Linked DNA regions of Homo sapiens: region 2 is linked to region 1. Evidence: read pairs that join two places in POLR2A ChIA-PET (ENCODE). Cell type or tissue: MCF 10A. All regions are shown on one strand.

Region 1 (8,000 bases):
ACACAAAGCGATGTTTATCTTTGTCCAAACAAGTACCTGTTATGGCATGCACTTTATAAAAACAGCCAGAAAAATGCACCTCAGTTAATGGGCACTTTAAAAGAGCATTCATTCATTTGGGTTACTGAGAAGGACCAACTCAGAAATGACCCTGCTTGCCTAAGAGAAATATGCCACACCATGATTTCTCTAACCATTTCAAGAGTTTGCTGCCCTTGATCCCTGAATGATTTTGATGTGTATTTTCTGTTCCATTCCTCTGTAGGTTGGCGTTAACCTGTCTAACCACTCATAGCTCTGCTGGACTTTTTATATGAGAGTTTTCTGCTTGGTTAGTTATGAGTTTAAAAGACTTGAGAATACTGGTTTTAGGGGAAGGTTTTGAAATTGCCACCTTGCATATTGTAGAACACTTTATCACCACAGTTAAAATTGTAGGGGTTACTAATTGAGGAATAATACAAATTATATTTCAGTAACACAGAAGATAGCAATTTATTATCTTCCTGGACTTGGGGATACTTTTATCAATTAATTTCAAACTGCGGTGTTTCAAATTATTGAAATTTATGAATATTTAATTTTACCTTTTAAGAGTTACTAATTCAGAAGCATGATCTTTTAATACATATGATATGAAATGTTTACAGATTTACTGGCAAAATACTGTAATTATGAGTCCCAATGGAGTAAATGCTTTTAAAAATTGTATTCACTTAAATTAGCCAGCTGTGTTCTGCCTTTATACTGTTAATATTATTTTTCTCAGATTGTTATAAGCAATGAGCTTTCATTAAATCTTTGGACACTAGATTATAAATTTAGGAATACCCTGCAAGATACAGAAAAGACTAAATAAATAATAGTATGCAAAAATCAAAATTATTATTTAAATAGACCTACTAAAAATTAATGGTGTTTTAATTTATTTTAAAGTTGTTGGCTCATCCTTTAAAATGTTTTAAAAAAATGTTTGACATTCATTATCAGAATGAGGGAAAATTTAAACAATTCCGTTTCTTCTTTTGCTAGTAGGCATATTATGCTAATAAAATTACTAAATTAAAAGTGTGTCAAGGATTTGACAAACTGCCATTTTTCTCCAGAAGTCAAGCCCCTAAGTGATTGTCTAGAGGCAAGAATTTTCTGATATGTTGTCTCAACAATGCTTCTCACTTCGTCTTCAGGTGCCCCAACCCGCAAGTACACATACTATGTACTCACTTGAAAATGTAAAAAAAAAAAAAAAAAAAAAAGTGCTTTAAGGAAAGGCCACACAGTACAAAGGCTTATTAGTAGGCAGAAATAATGGGGGTGCAGGGTGGGTGGGCATCCAACCTCAGGCTTAACCGTGGGTTATAATTTCCAGCAAGGAAATCACTAGGTTCTTCTAAATTCTTAGAATTAAGTTCTCACTACTAGATGCACCAAGGATTTTGTCTTTTGAGAGATCTACTATTTAAAGTTTTTAAAATTGTTAATAATTATATAAATCAAATTTCCATTGTCAATCTGAATCATGCTTTTTGATGATAGAATAAAAGAACTGATTTCCAACACTTGGTTATTTTAGGTAGCACAGATAGTGTTGAAGCTCAGTAGAGTCTGCTTAGAGGATGTAGTCCACCTCTCCTCTCCTTTATAGTTATTGGAATTGTGGTCACTATCACACCAAGCCTATCTGGTCCATTTCTGTCTCACTGCTTTTAAATGCAGTGCCTCTTTGATGCATTTAAAACATGCATGATGTACTTAGGGCCTAAAAGTTGTGAAGAGCAAAATGTGTGAAAATAAGTGCATTTGTTTTTTCATACATGCTTGTATGTACTTAGGGCCTAAAAGTTGTGGAGAGCAAAACGTGGTGTGAAAAGTGCATTTGTGTTTTGTTTGTTTGTTTGTTTGGCTTTGCATTTACTTGAAAGAAAATACAGACAATATTCGTACATCTACACTGCCTCCTGACTTTGGGGGATATTAGATAAAAAAAAATCACAAAAAAATTATAGAATGGCAACTTCTTGTGATTTTATTTTTATTTTAAGAATAATTATTACTCGACATTTTATTTTATCCTCAAAGTGCTTGGTCAATGTTAATTTACTTTTTACGACTTTAAAGGAACTCAACTCAGCTTCCTTTTTCATAGTGGCCCATTGAAGTCAAGTGGTATAAGATTGAGCTATAGTAGAATTAACAAAATATTCTTTTAGGATGCCTGGGATTCAAAAAACAGAGATCTAACTGGAGGAAAGTAATGTGCATCTAAGAAAGTAATTTGGTTCATGCTGAAGAAAAACTGAATTTATTGTCTTGGCCAAATAAATTCACGGCCAAATAAAATGTCTTAATGGTGAAAAAATTGCACTGGGTATAAATTTGATTTCTGTACTATTCAGGAGACTGTAGAGTGACACTTGACCTAATATCTGCATTAACCATTTGTAGATTTTGGCTCACATAGACATATTAAAGAATTACATTTTTCAGTGTAATATATATACACCATGGAATACTACTCAGCCATAAAAAAGAATGAAATAATGTCTTTTGCAGCAATGTGGATGGATTTTGAGGCCGTTATTCTAAGTGAAATAACTCAGAAATGGAAAACCAAATATTGTATATTCTCACTTATAAGGGAGAACTAAGCTATGTGTACACAGTGGCATACAGAGTGGTATAATGGACTTTGGAGGCTCAAGAGGGAGTGGGAGGCAGTGGGGGGTGAGAGATTTAAAAAATACGTATCGGGTGCAGTGTATACTGCTCTGATGACAGTGCACTAAAATCTCATAGTTCACCACTATACAGTTCATCCATGTACCAAAAACCACTCGTACCTTAAAAGCTATTGAAATAAAAAAAAAGAAAAGAGAAAAAGGAAACTAGGTGAGTTCATCTGAAGTGGTAAATTCTTTATAATTGAAACATGAATAACCTTACCAAGTTAATGATACTTAACTTCCCAGTTATGCCTTCACTGATTGTATAAGTCTGTTTTCATGCCGCTGATAAAGACATACCTGAGACTGGACAATTTACAAAAGAAAGAGGTTTAATGCACTTACAGTTCCACATGGCTAGGGAAGCCTCACAATCATGGCAGAAGGTGAAAGGCAAGTCTGACGTGGCAGCAGACAAGAGAAGAGAGCTTGTGCAGGGAAACTCCCCTTCTTAAAACCGTGAGATCTCGTGAGACCTATTCACAAGCACAGGAATAGCATGGGAAAGACCTGCCCCCATGATTCAATTACCTCCCACCAAGTTCTTCCCATAACATGTGGAAATTCAAGATGAGATTTGGGTGGGGACACAACTAAACCATATTACTGACATTGTCATAATTAAACCCAACCAAAAGATAAAAAAAGAATTATGGTTTTCATAGTTAACTTGAGAAGTAGCAAAAAATAATCCCAGAATTAACCCCTTGTAATAAAATAAATGATTGAAAATGCCTACCATTGAAAAATATTTTCAAAACAATAAATGCAAAAGTTTAGAACATTCTACAATTTTAAAGTAATTTAATTCCCATATTGAACTTCTGAAAGATTTGCTTTCATTGAAGGTTTTACTTTTAAGGTGATTATTCCAGTATAGCACTCATTATTTCCTGATTAATTGCTCACCAAACTGCAGATATTTTTGCAATACTTCATTTCCACCTGCGCCTAAACCCACCCACCCACACATGTACATACATGTTGGACAGGTATCAGCATGAGTTAATATTTAACTCCTGTGGCAATGAGGAAGTGCGCTAGTAGGTAAATCCAAAACCTTGAACACCACCAATTTATCTTAATCCTTTCTATGTAATGAGAACAACTGATAGAATACGATAATAGCATATATACATGAGAATACTATGTAGATAAAGTAACTAACCACCCATCAGGGTGTAAATTCCAGGAATATCTAAGAGGGTTCTTACTTACCGGAGCCTCAGTTTTCTCATTTCCTCCATTAAAGACAAAACAAAATACTAGCTCAATTTTTGTCACTTAGAATGTTTTTCATAAATGCTTATTCCTTCCAGTCAAAGTCAAGATCCTTGCAAGTTTCTATTTTAGGAGAAAGAAAGCAGAGCTAAATCTGTTTAGTTCCTGGCTGTTTCATGCTCGAGAACATTTGCATGGGGGTGTTTCTTTCCTAGAAAAGCTTCATCCTGCCATATCTGGTTTTTGAACTCCTGTTTAGCCTTCAGAATCCTGCTCAGTCATCACTTCCTCTGTGAAGCTTTCCATGACCTCCTTCCAGAAAAAAAATTTATGTCTTTTCCCTGTATTTTTGTATCTTTAGATATTTCTGGTTTTGCTTGTATCATAGTGATTCATTATTTTTTTATCTGACAACCATCTCCACTTGGTTGTCAGGTCAGTGATGCCGAACTGCTTCAAGTTCATCTCTGTTCTCTATTCCCTGATATATCAAGGTAAAGTAGTAAATCTTTGTTCTGAAGAAGTGAAAATGCTTTAGCACAGTAACTAAAAGATTTTTAAGATTCAGTTTAAAATGTAGCAGCTTTTTTTTTACTGTGCTCCATTTTTAAAAAGTAATGTTATCTTTGCTATAAAATACATCAGTTTAATGGCAGAAATTTTGGAAAACATACATTTGTAAAGAAGAAAATTAAATTATTATTCCACTACTCATAAACATTAGTATTAGCATTTTGATATAGTTCCTCAGTCTATTTACTTAAAGATGTAAATATATGTATACATACATATTTAAATAAAATTGAGATTGTACAGCCTATGATATTTTGTAACTGCTCTGCTTTTTGCTAAGTAGTTTGTATCTTCACAAATGAGTAAATACTTGTCCAAGACATTTTTTTATGCTTCATTGCATTCTATGATATGAACCTTTATGGTTTATGATAAATAATAATTTATTATTGAAAATATATTTTTTCCAGTTTTGTTTGCTGTTATGTCATTCTGCATAAGGATTATTATTTGTAGGATTGACTGTCAGCCAGTTTAGCCACACTGGTTGTTAAAATACTGAAATATTTCCATATTGATGAGAAAACAGTCATATCCTGTGTTTCCCCGCCTCCCTCTCCTGGACTGCTGATGATCCAGTAAGCTAAGGGCACATAGCAGGTGGTATAGGTAGCATCCTTTCCTATTAGTCCTGATTGTGATATATCTGTCCAAAGTCGTTAATAACACCCCTGAAATTTTGCGTGCATCTCGTTATTTCTTTAAATACCTAGAAGTAGAAATCCTTTTTTTTTTTATTATACTTTAAGTTTTAGGGTACATGTGCACATTGTGCAGGTTAGTTACATATGTATACATGTGCCATGCTGGTGCGCTGCACCCACTAACTCGTCATCTAGCATTAGGTATATCTCCCAATGCTATCCCTCCTCCCTCCCCCCACCCCACCACAGTCCCCAGAGTGTGATATTCCCCCTCCTGTGTCCATGTGATCTCATTGTTCAATTCCCACCTATGAGTGAGAATTTGCGGTGTTTCGTTTTTTGTTCTTGTGATAGTTTACTGAGAATGATGATTTCCAATTTCATCCATGTCCCTACAAAGGACATGAACTCATCATTTTTTATGGCTGCATAGTATTCCATGGTGTATATGTGCCACATTTTCTTAATCCAGTCTATCATTGTTGGACATTTGGGTTGGTTCCAAGTCTTTGCTATTGTGAATAATGCCGCAATAAACATATGTGTGCATGTGTCTTTATAGCAGCATGATTTATAGTCCTTTGGGTATATACCCAGTAATGAGATGGCTGGGTCAAATGGTATTTCTAGTTCTAGATCCCTGAGGAATCGCCACACTGACTTCCACAATGGTTGAACTAGTTTACAGTCCCACCAACAGTGTAAAAGTGTTCCTATTTCTCCACATCCTCTCCAGCACCTGTTGTTTCCTGACTTTTTAATGATTGCCATTCTAACTGGTGTGAGATGGTATCTCATTGTGGTTTTGATTTGCATTTCTCTGATGGCCAGTGATGATGAGCATTTTTTCATGTGTTTTTTGGCTGCATAAATGTCTTCTTTTGAGAAGTGTCTGTTCATGTCCTTCGCCCACTTTTGGATGGGGTTGTTTGTTTTTTTCTTGTAAATTTGTTTGAGTTCATTGTAGATTCTGGATATTAGCCCTTTGTCAGATGAGTAGGTTGCGAAAATTTTCTCCCATTTTGTAGGTTGCCTGTTCACTCTGATGGTAGTTTCTTTTGCTGTGCAGAAGCTCTTTAGTTTAATTAGATCCCATTTGTCAATTTTGGCTTTTGTTGCCATTGCTTTTGGTGTTTTGGACATGAAGTCCTCGCCCATGCCTGTGTCCTGAATGGTAATGCCTAGGTTTTCTTCTAGGGTTTTTATGGTTTTAGGTCTAACCTTTAAATCTTTAATCCATCTTGAATTGATTTTTGTATAAGGTGTAAGGAAGGGATCCAGTTTCAGCTTTCTACATATGGCTAGCCAGTTTTCCCAGCACCATTTATTAAATAGGGAATCCTTTCCCCATTGCTTGTTTTTCTCAGGTTTATCAAAGATCAGATAGTTGTAGATATGCGGCGTTATTTCTGAGGGCTCTGTTCTGTTCCATTGAGCTATATCTCTGTTTTGGTACCAGTACCATGCTGTTTTGGTTACTGTAGCCTTGTAGTATAGTTTGAAGTCAGGTAGTGTGATGCCTCCAGCTTTGTTCTTTTGGCTTAGGATTGACTTGGTGATGCGGGCTCTTTTTTGGTTCCATATGAACTTTAAAGTAGTTTTTTCCAATTCTGTGAAGAAAGTCATTGGTAGCTTGATGGGGATGGCATTGAATCTGTAAATTACCTTGGGCAGTATGGCCATTTTCACGATATTGATTCTTCCTACCCATGAGCATGGAATGTTCTTCCATTTGTTTGTATCCTCTTTTATTTCGTTGAGCAGTGGTTTGTAGTTCTCCTTGAAGAGGTCCTTCACATCCCTTGTAAGTTGGATTCCTAGGTATTTTATTCTCTTTGAAGCAATTGTGAATGGGAGTTCACTCATGATTTGGCTCTCTGTTTTTCTGTTGTTGGTGTATAAGAATGCTTGTGATTTTTGTACATTGATTTTGTACCCTGAGACTTTGCTGAAGTTGCTTATCAGCTTAAGGAGATTTTGGGCTGAGACAATGGGGTTTTCTAGATATACAATCATGTCGTCTGCAAACAGGGACAATTTGACTTCCTCTTTTCCTAATTGAATACCCTTTATTTCCTTCTCCTGCCTAATTGCCCTGGCCAGAACTTCCAACACTATGTTGAATAGGAGTGGTGAGAGAGGGCATCCCTGTCTTGTGCCAGTTTTCAAAGGGAATGCTTCCAGTTTTTGCCCATTCAGTATGATATTGGCTGTGGGTTTGTCATAGATAGCTCTTATTGTTTTGAAATACGTCCCATCAATACCTAATTTATTGAGAGTTTTTAGCATGAAGGGTTGTTGAATTTTGTCAAAGGCTTTTTCTGCATCTATTGAGATAATCATGTGGTTTTTGTCTTTGGCTCTGTTTATATGCTGGATTACATTTATTGATTTGCGTATATTGAACCAGCCTTGCATCCCAGGGATGAAGCCCTCTTGATCATGGTGGATAAGCTGTTTGATGTGCTGCTGGATTCGTTTTGCCAGTATTTTATTGAGGATTTTTGCATCAATGTTCATCAAGGATATTGGTCTAAAATTCTCTTTTTTGGTTGTGTCTCTGCCCAGCTTTGGTATCAGAATGATGCTGGCCTCATAAAATGAGTTAGAGAGGATTCCCTCTTTTTCTATTGATTGGAATAGTTTCAGAAGGAATGGTACCAGTTCCTCCTTGTACCTCTGGTAGAATTCGGCTGTGAATCCATCTGGTCCTGGACTCTTTTTGGTTGGTAAACTATTGATTATTGTCACAATTTCAGCTCCTGTTATTGGTCTATTCAGAGATTCAACTTCTTCCTGGTTTGGTCTTGGGAGAGTGTATGTGTCAAGGAATTTATCC
Region 2 (8,000 bases), 710 kb before region 1:
TCATGAATGGGAAGAATTAATATTGTTAGATGACCATGCTACCCAAAGCAATTTACAGATTTCATGGAATCCCTATTTGATTTGATATCAAAATATACATGAAATTCTTCACAGAAATAGAAAAAAATCCTAAAATGACAACAACAACAACAACAAAAAAGCTGGTGACATCACATTACTATACTACAAAGGTATAATAATCCAAACAGCATAGTACCAACATAAAATTGGACACATGGACCATGGAACAAAAGAGAGACCAGAAATAAAAATCACATACCTACAGTGAAATTATTTTTTACAAAGATTCCAAGAACATATACTGAAGGAAATACAGTCTCTTCAATAAATGATTCAAAAATTGGATATCCACATTCATAAGAATAAAACTAAACCTCTATTTCTGAACATATTTGAAAACTGACTTAAAGAGTTAAATGTAAAATCCCAAACTGACAATACTAAAAGAAATCATACCTTAAATGCCTTAAATGACAAGTGAGCAAAAGTTTTTAAAATAATACTTCAAACATTCAAGAAAAATAAGCAAAAGTGAACAAGTAAGTTTATCAGGTCATTCTTGCACTGCTATAAAAAAAAAAACTTGAGACTAGGCAATTTATAAGAAAAGAGATACAATTGGCTCATGGTTCTGCAGGCAGTACAGGAAGCTTAATGCCATCTGCTTCTGGGGAGTCCTCAGGAAGCTTCCAATTATGATGAGAGGCATAGGTGAGCAGTCACATCACATGGCAATAACAGGAGTAAGAGTGAAAAAGAGTCACGGAAGGAGATGCCACACACTTTTTAATGACCAGATCTCATGAGAACTTACTATCACAAATACAGCACCAAGCCATGAGGGATCTGTTCCCATGATCCAAACATCTCCCACCAGGCCCCACCTCCGGCACTGGGGATTACAATTTGACATGAGATTTGGGTGTGGACAAATATCCAAACTACATCATTCTGCCCCTGGCCCCTCCCAAATCTCATGACCTTCTTACATTGCAAAATACAATCATGCCTTTCCAAAAGTCCCCCAAAGTCTTCACTCACCCCTGCATTAACTTAAAAGTCCAAAGTTCAAAGTCTCGTCTGAGTTAAGTCCCTTCCAGCTATAAGCCTGTGAAATAAAACAAGTTATTTACTTAAAATATACATTGCGAGTAGGCATTGAGTAAATATTCCCATTCCAAAAGGAAGAAATCAGCCAAAAGAAAGGGGCTACAGGCCCCATGAAATTTCAAAACCCAGCAGGGAAATTATTCATTCTTAAAGCTCCAAAATAATCTCATTTTGTTCAATGTCCCATATCCAGGGCATACTGATGCAAAGGGTGGGTTCCCAAGGATTTGGGCAGCTCCATTCCTGGGGCTTTTCAGGGTTCAGCCCCTAGGCCTGCTCCAGTGGGTTGAAGTTGAATGCTGGTTGCTTTTCCAGGTTGAGGGTGCAAGCCACCGGTGGATCTACCATTCTGGGGTCTGAAGGATAGTGGCTTTCTTCTCACAACTCCACTAGGCAGTGCCCCAGTGAGGACTCTGTATGTGAGCTCAAACCCAAAGTTTCCCTTGGCAATGCCTTAGTAGAGGTTCTCTGTGGGGGCTCCAATCTTGCAATAGCCTTCTGCCTGGTCACCCAGGCTTTTCCATACATCCTCTGAAATCTAGGCAGAGGCTCCCAAGCCTCAACTCTTGCACATTGTGCACTCACAGGCTTAACACCATGTGGAAGCTGCCAAGGCTTATAGCTTGCACCTTCTGGAACTGTGTCCAGAGCTGTACCTGGGCCCCTTTGAGATGAGGCTGGAGACTGAGTAGCTAAGATGTGGTGAGCTGTGTCTTGATGCTGTAAAGGGAAGCAGGGTCCTGAGCCAGGCGCATGAAGCCATTCTTCTCTTCTAGGCCTCTGGACCTGTGATGGGAGGGGCTGCTGCGAAGACCTCTAAAATATCTTCAAGGTCTTCTCCCACTGTCTTGGATATTAGCACTTGGCTCCCATTTAGTTGGGCAAATTCTCTAGCAAGAAATTGCTCCACAGCCTGCTTGAATTAAAAGCTTTTTCTTTCTCTGCCCCACGGACAGGCTGTAAATTTTCCAAATATTTTTGCTCTGCTTCTTTTTAAAATATAACTTCCAAATGTAAGTCATTCCTTTGCTCATGTGTCTGTGTACAGGCTGTTAGGAGCAGCCAGGACACATCATAAACAATTTGTTGCTTAGAAATTTCTTCTGCCACATACTCTGTCACTATGAAGTTCACACTTCCACAGATCCCTAGGGCATGAACAGAATGCAGCCAAACTATTTGCTAAAACATAACATGCATGACCTGAGCTTCAGTTCCCAATAAGTTCCTCATTTCCATCTGAGACCTCGGCAACCTGGAATTCACTGTTCACATCACTATCAGCATTTTGGTCATAACCATTTAACCAGTCTCTAAGAAGTTTTAAACGTTCCCTGATCTTTGTGTCTTCTTTTGAGCCCTCCAAACTCTTACAACTTCTGCCTGTTACCCAGTTCCAAACCTGCTTCCACATTTTCAAGCATCTTTGTAGTGATTCCCCACTGTTAGTATCAATTTTATGCTAGGCTATTCTTGCACTGCTACAAAAAGTACCTGAGACTGGGTAATTTATAAGAAAAGAGGTTTAATTGGCTCATGGTTCTCCAGGCTGTACAGTAAGCATAGCAACCTCTACTTCTCAGAGGCCTCAAGAAGCATCCAATTATGGTGGTAGACAAAGGGGCTCTGCTTGCTATGGCTGTTGGCAGGGGTGAGGGGATGGGCTTCATCCTATTGTAGCAGTGGCAAGGCAGGGTGCACAAACAGTCACATGCTGGCAGAGCAAGGAAAGCAAAAGTCACCCACGCAGACATGTGCGAGCAAAGTGATGTGGAGTTGCCATGGGCCCAGAAGAAGCTGCAGTGGGGTGAAGAAGTGTGTGGGCTGGTGCATAGCCATGGGGGACACCCTGCTGAAGTTCTTCACTGTTCAGGCACAGTCCATCAGTGCAGAAGCTATGATGCAGGCCCCCAGGGCTTCTGAGGCTGCCTTGAAGGCAAGCATGGTCAGACTTTGTTCCTAGGACAGGCCAGAAGACCAAGGGGTGCTCAGGTCAGACCAAGTTATCTGATGGGTCATACCACCCTGCAGAGTTCAGGACCAACAGTTCTCCTAGGGCTTAAGTCTCCTATGTGAGCAAGTTGAGCAGAGTAGGGTAGAAGTGGGAGTGATTTTTAATGGATACAGAGTTTCAGTTTTACAAGATGAGTTATCACATGGATGGTAGTAATTATTGTACAACACTGTGGGTGTATTTAGTACCACTAAACTGTAGACTTAAAATGATTAAGATGGTAAATTTTATGCTATGTGTACTTTACTACAAAAAAAATTGGAAAAAAATTGTCTTCAAAATGTTGCATCCTTCTGCCTTAAAAGGATTCTGATGAGAATCTCCTGCCTGGCCATGAATACATAACAGTTGTCAGATGATCACTTTACCTATAGTTCACTAAAGGCCTAATTAATGTGAAAAATTGTATATCTAGCTTTATTCTTATCACACACACACATTACTTTCAAACTTACATTCTATCTTTAGGATATGTAGAATTTCTCTCAATTCTTTGAACATGACTTACTTCTTCTCATTCAGATCCCAGAGAGCAGAACACCAGCAAACAGCCTCTGTGGTGTTCAGTTGATAAAAGTGACTTAAGCTCCAGCATGTGAGAGAGGAAGACAGCCTCCCTCTGGAACTCACCTTTCCACTGTGGATCTGAGCAACCCAGGCTGAGGGAAAGCACTTTGTGTCTCCCACACCCTGGAGCTAACTTGGGAAGAGGCTGAGAGGCTTAGAGATGCTGTAAAGAAAGATACCATGAAAACTTGCATACACTTTCAGTCCAGGGTCTCAGTCCAGACCCAGAAGTGAGAGCAGGATGCCATTTTTAATCTGAATGTGTACAAAGTCAGCCATTCTTTGTCGACACAGCAGTGTGGCTACACAGGCATTTTAGTCTCAGGCCAGGGAGCACCCGCTCTCAGTGTGGTAAGGGCCTCCACAGCCAGAACTCTGGAAAATGCCTCAGCAGTAAGGCAAAAATTGTGTTTTTCCCCTATCACAACCCTGGGGCAGGAGGAGACCTGCTACAGCTGTAATTTCTCCTAAGTGGCAAGATTTGCTGCCAGGGCCAGCTTGACAACCTGGAACTGATTGATATGTGCCATTGCTGGATTCCCTACCCTGCTCTCCTGAGATTGTAGCTCATTGGGGGGCCCTCTCTGTTCCACCCCTAGGCTGAAATCCAGGCATTTGGAGCATTCACTTCCCTGGACCAGCAGCTTGAGCTGCCCCACCCTTCCTGGAAATAGATCATGTTGCAGAGAGGCTCTGTCTTCTCCACACCCAAGCAGATATTTAAGAATTCAGAGCACCTGTTTGACTTGTTCAGCAGACTGAGCCACCCTACCCTTCCTGGACATAGACTGCAATGAAGTGGAGTTTTCTCTTCTCCATGCCCAGGCAGGTATCTGTCTCCAGGCATTTAAAGCACTCATTTACTTGGTTCAGCAGCCTGAACTGCCTCACCCTTCCTGGACCTAGATCTTGGTACAGTAGGGCTTTCTCTGTGCCCCACCCTCACAGATCTCCAGGTGTTCAGAGCACCAGCTCACCTGGATTAGCAGGCTAAGCTGTCCCACTTTTCCTGTGCAGATATCCTGGCACACCTCTCTACTACATGCTCAGGCAGATCTCTAGGCATTAGGAGCACCTGCACAAGCAGATATCCAGGCATTCAGGGCACCATTCATCTGGATCAGCAACCTGACCTGCCCCACCCTTCCTGTGCAGAGATCCTGGTACAGGGATAATCTCTCTGCTTCATACCCAGGCAGAATGCCAGGCATTTGGAGCAACCACTCATCTGGTTCAACAGCCTGAGCCACCCCACCCTCCTTGGACATAGATCATGGTGCAGCAAGTCCCTCTCTGCTTCAGGCCCAAACAGATCTCCAGAAATTCAAAGCACATGCATGCCTGGTTAATCAGTCTGTCACCCAACCCTCCTGTTCAGAGATCTTGGTTCAGGGGATCCTCTCTGCTCCATGCCTATACAGAGCTCCAGGCACTTAGAGTGCTTACCCTTCTGGATTAGAAGCTTAGGCCATCCTCCAATTTTGTGCAGAGAACCTGGAGCTGAAGCACTGTTCCAGCTCCATCCCTAGGCACACCTGTGAGTATTTGGTGGCTGCTCACAGGACTCTCCCTTGGTGCTGGTGCCTTCGCCTGCCATCAGGAGACCAATAGGTGGACCTGCCCAGTCATCCCCTGACCCTTTATGGTCTTTGCTGCTCTGGGGCTGGTCAGGGAGCTCAGACCACTGTACACGCCATGAATCAGCCTATTGTCTTAGGCAATAGGGAGTTTCTGCCAGTAAATAAGAATCAAGTATATACCCAGACACGTTGGCCACAGCCAGCTCTTACCTGTAAATGCCATCAATAGCTTGTAGGTTGAACTCCACAGCCCAATATAAAATCAGCCAAAGTAAATGAATAAGGCTATGAAAGCAAAGCCAGAAGACCCTATCCAACATTCTCTACAGTCACATCCCCCCAAAATGGAGGGAAAAGGGAAAAGGAAAGAATAAAAATTATAATAATATTAACATTATAGAGAAAGCAAGAAGAAGAAAAAACTCTACCCACACAAAAATATTACAAAAATTTAAAGAGCTAGTGTCTCCATATGAGAAGGAACCAGCATAAGAATTCTGCCAGCATGAAAAATATGAAAGGAGTGACACCACAAAAAGACCACATCAGCTCTCCAGCAATGGTCCCTAACCAAAATGGAAATTCAGAAATGACACATAAAGAAGTCAAAGCATGGATTGCAAGGAAGGTTAATGAGATCCAAGACAACGTTGAAAATCAACACAAAGAAATTTATAAAGCAATCTAGAAAATGAAGGAAGAGATAAAGAAGTCAATTAGAGATTCTGGAATTGAAAAACTCACCTAAGAAACTTCAAAATACAACTGAAAGCGGTATCAACAGACTGTATCAAGCAGAAGAAAAAAAATTTAGAGCTTGAAGACTGTTTTTCTGAGCTGACACAGTGAGACAAGAATTAAAAAAAGAAGAATTTTTAAAAAATGAACAAAGTACTTGAGAAATATGTAATCATTCAAAGCAAACAAACATACAAATTATTTGGCATTCAATAATAGGAAATATATTTGAGGGAATAATTCAAGAAACTTTCTTAACCTTGCTAGACAGGTAAAAATCCAGATACAAGAAACTGATAGAACATCTGTAAGATACTATGCAAAATCAACATCACCAAGGCATACAGCCACCAGTCTGTCCAAGATCAACACTGAAGAAAAAATCTTAAAGGCAGCTAGAGAAAAAGGGAAGATCATGCACAAAGGGAACCCTGTTGGGCTAACAGCAGACTTCTCAGCAGAAACATTACAAGCCAGGAAACATTGGGGGCCTGTTTTCAGCATTCTTAAAGAAAAAATAATTCCATCTAAGAATTTCACATTCTGCCTAACTAAGCTTCGTAAGAGAAGGAGAAATAAGATATTTTCCAGACAAGCAAGGACTAAGGGAATTCATTAGCACTACACCAGCAATACAAGAGATTTTTAAGAGAAGTCTAAATATGGAAATGAAATAACAATATCTGCTACCACAAAAATACACATAAATACATATTCTGCAAACCCTATAAAATGATCACACAATATGTGACCCTATAAAGCAACCAGGTAACAACTTCATAATAAGATCAAAACCTCACATACCAATATTAACCTTGAATGTAAATGGCCTAAACACCTGACTTAAAAGACACAGAGTAGCAAGTTGAATTAAAAAAAAAAATCCATTAATCTGCTGTATTCAAGAGACCCATCTCACACATAACACCCTACGCTCAAAGTAAACGGTTGGAGAAAGATTGGCTGCACAAATAGAAAACAAAAAATAGCAGAGGTTGCTATTCTTATAGTAAAAAACAGACTTTCAACCAACAACTGTAAAGAAGAACAAAGAAGGGCATTCCATAAAGATAAAAGGATTTAATTCAATGAGAACACATAACTATACTAAATATATAGGCATCCAATATTTGAGCATCCATATTTATAAACTTAATAGACATCTACAGTATACTACACCTATCAACCCCAGAATATATTCATTAGCACACAGAATATACTCTAAGACTGACTACACGCTCTACCATAAGGCAAATCTCAATAAATTCAAAAAAATTAAAATTATACTATCAGACCACAGTGGAATGAAAATAGAAATTAATACTAGGATGTCTCAAAAACCACATAATTTCTTGGAAATTAAACAACTTGTTCCTGAATAACTTTTGGGTAGACAATGAAATCAAGAAAGAAATTTAAAAATTCTTTGTAATAGAGAAAAACAGGGACACAACATACAAAAATTTCTGGGATACAGCAAAAGCAGTGTTAAGAGGAAAGTTCATAACACTAAATGTCAACCTCAAGAAGTTAGAAAGATCACAAATTAATGATGTAACACTGCACCCAGAGTAACGAGGAAAACAAGAACTAACCCCAAAGACAGCAGAAGAAAATAAATAACTAAAATCAGAGCTGAACTGAATAAAAGAGAGACCCAAAAACTCCATATAAAAAAATCAATAAAACCAAAAGTTGATGATTTGAAAGGATAAACAAGATTGATTGACAGCTAGCTAGATTAACAAAGAAAGACACTATTTAATTTTTTTTCTTAGGGATACACCAGGCAGAATGGAGCAACTGAGATATCCTGGCAAATTTGATGAGGTCCCCAAGGTTTCTGATTTGGAAAACCTCCTCTAGCAATTACCTGAGGCTTAACATCTGGTAATTCTGTGCTACTGTAAGATAGTTCTTAGTTTACTGGGTCTGAAAAGCAGGATTTTTTTTTAGCCTCTGGTATTTCT

Evidence for each region. Peaks named below come from ENCODE experiments on the same cell type or tissue, not always from the same donor. Only the 100,000 strongest peaks of a DNase experiment are listed, where the experiment ranks them.
Region 2: POLR2A ChIA-PET joins it to region 1 with 5 read pairs; 2 of 35 experiments call an interaction of 5 or more read pairs at or near these places.

The regions. Positions count from the first base shown.
Region 1 is chr9:21,539,191-21,547,190 of GRCh38, reverse strand. All of the region lies in intron 1 of MIR31HG (MIR31 host gene), which reads left to right. Among named protein-coding and RNA genes, the nearest start is that of MIR31HG, 17 kb to the left of the region's middle. In MCF 10A, no CTCF peak of the experiment used is centred here; no DNase peak of the experiment used is centred here.
Region 2 is chr9:22,254,009-22,262,008 of GRCh38, reverse strand. No RefSeq gene overlaps it. Among named protein-coding and RNA genes, the nearest start is that of DMRTA1, 190 kb to the left of the region's middle. In MCF 10A, no CTCF peak of the experiment used is centred here; a DNase peak (open chromatin) is centred at 4,758.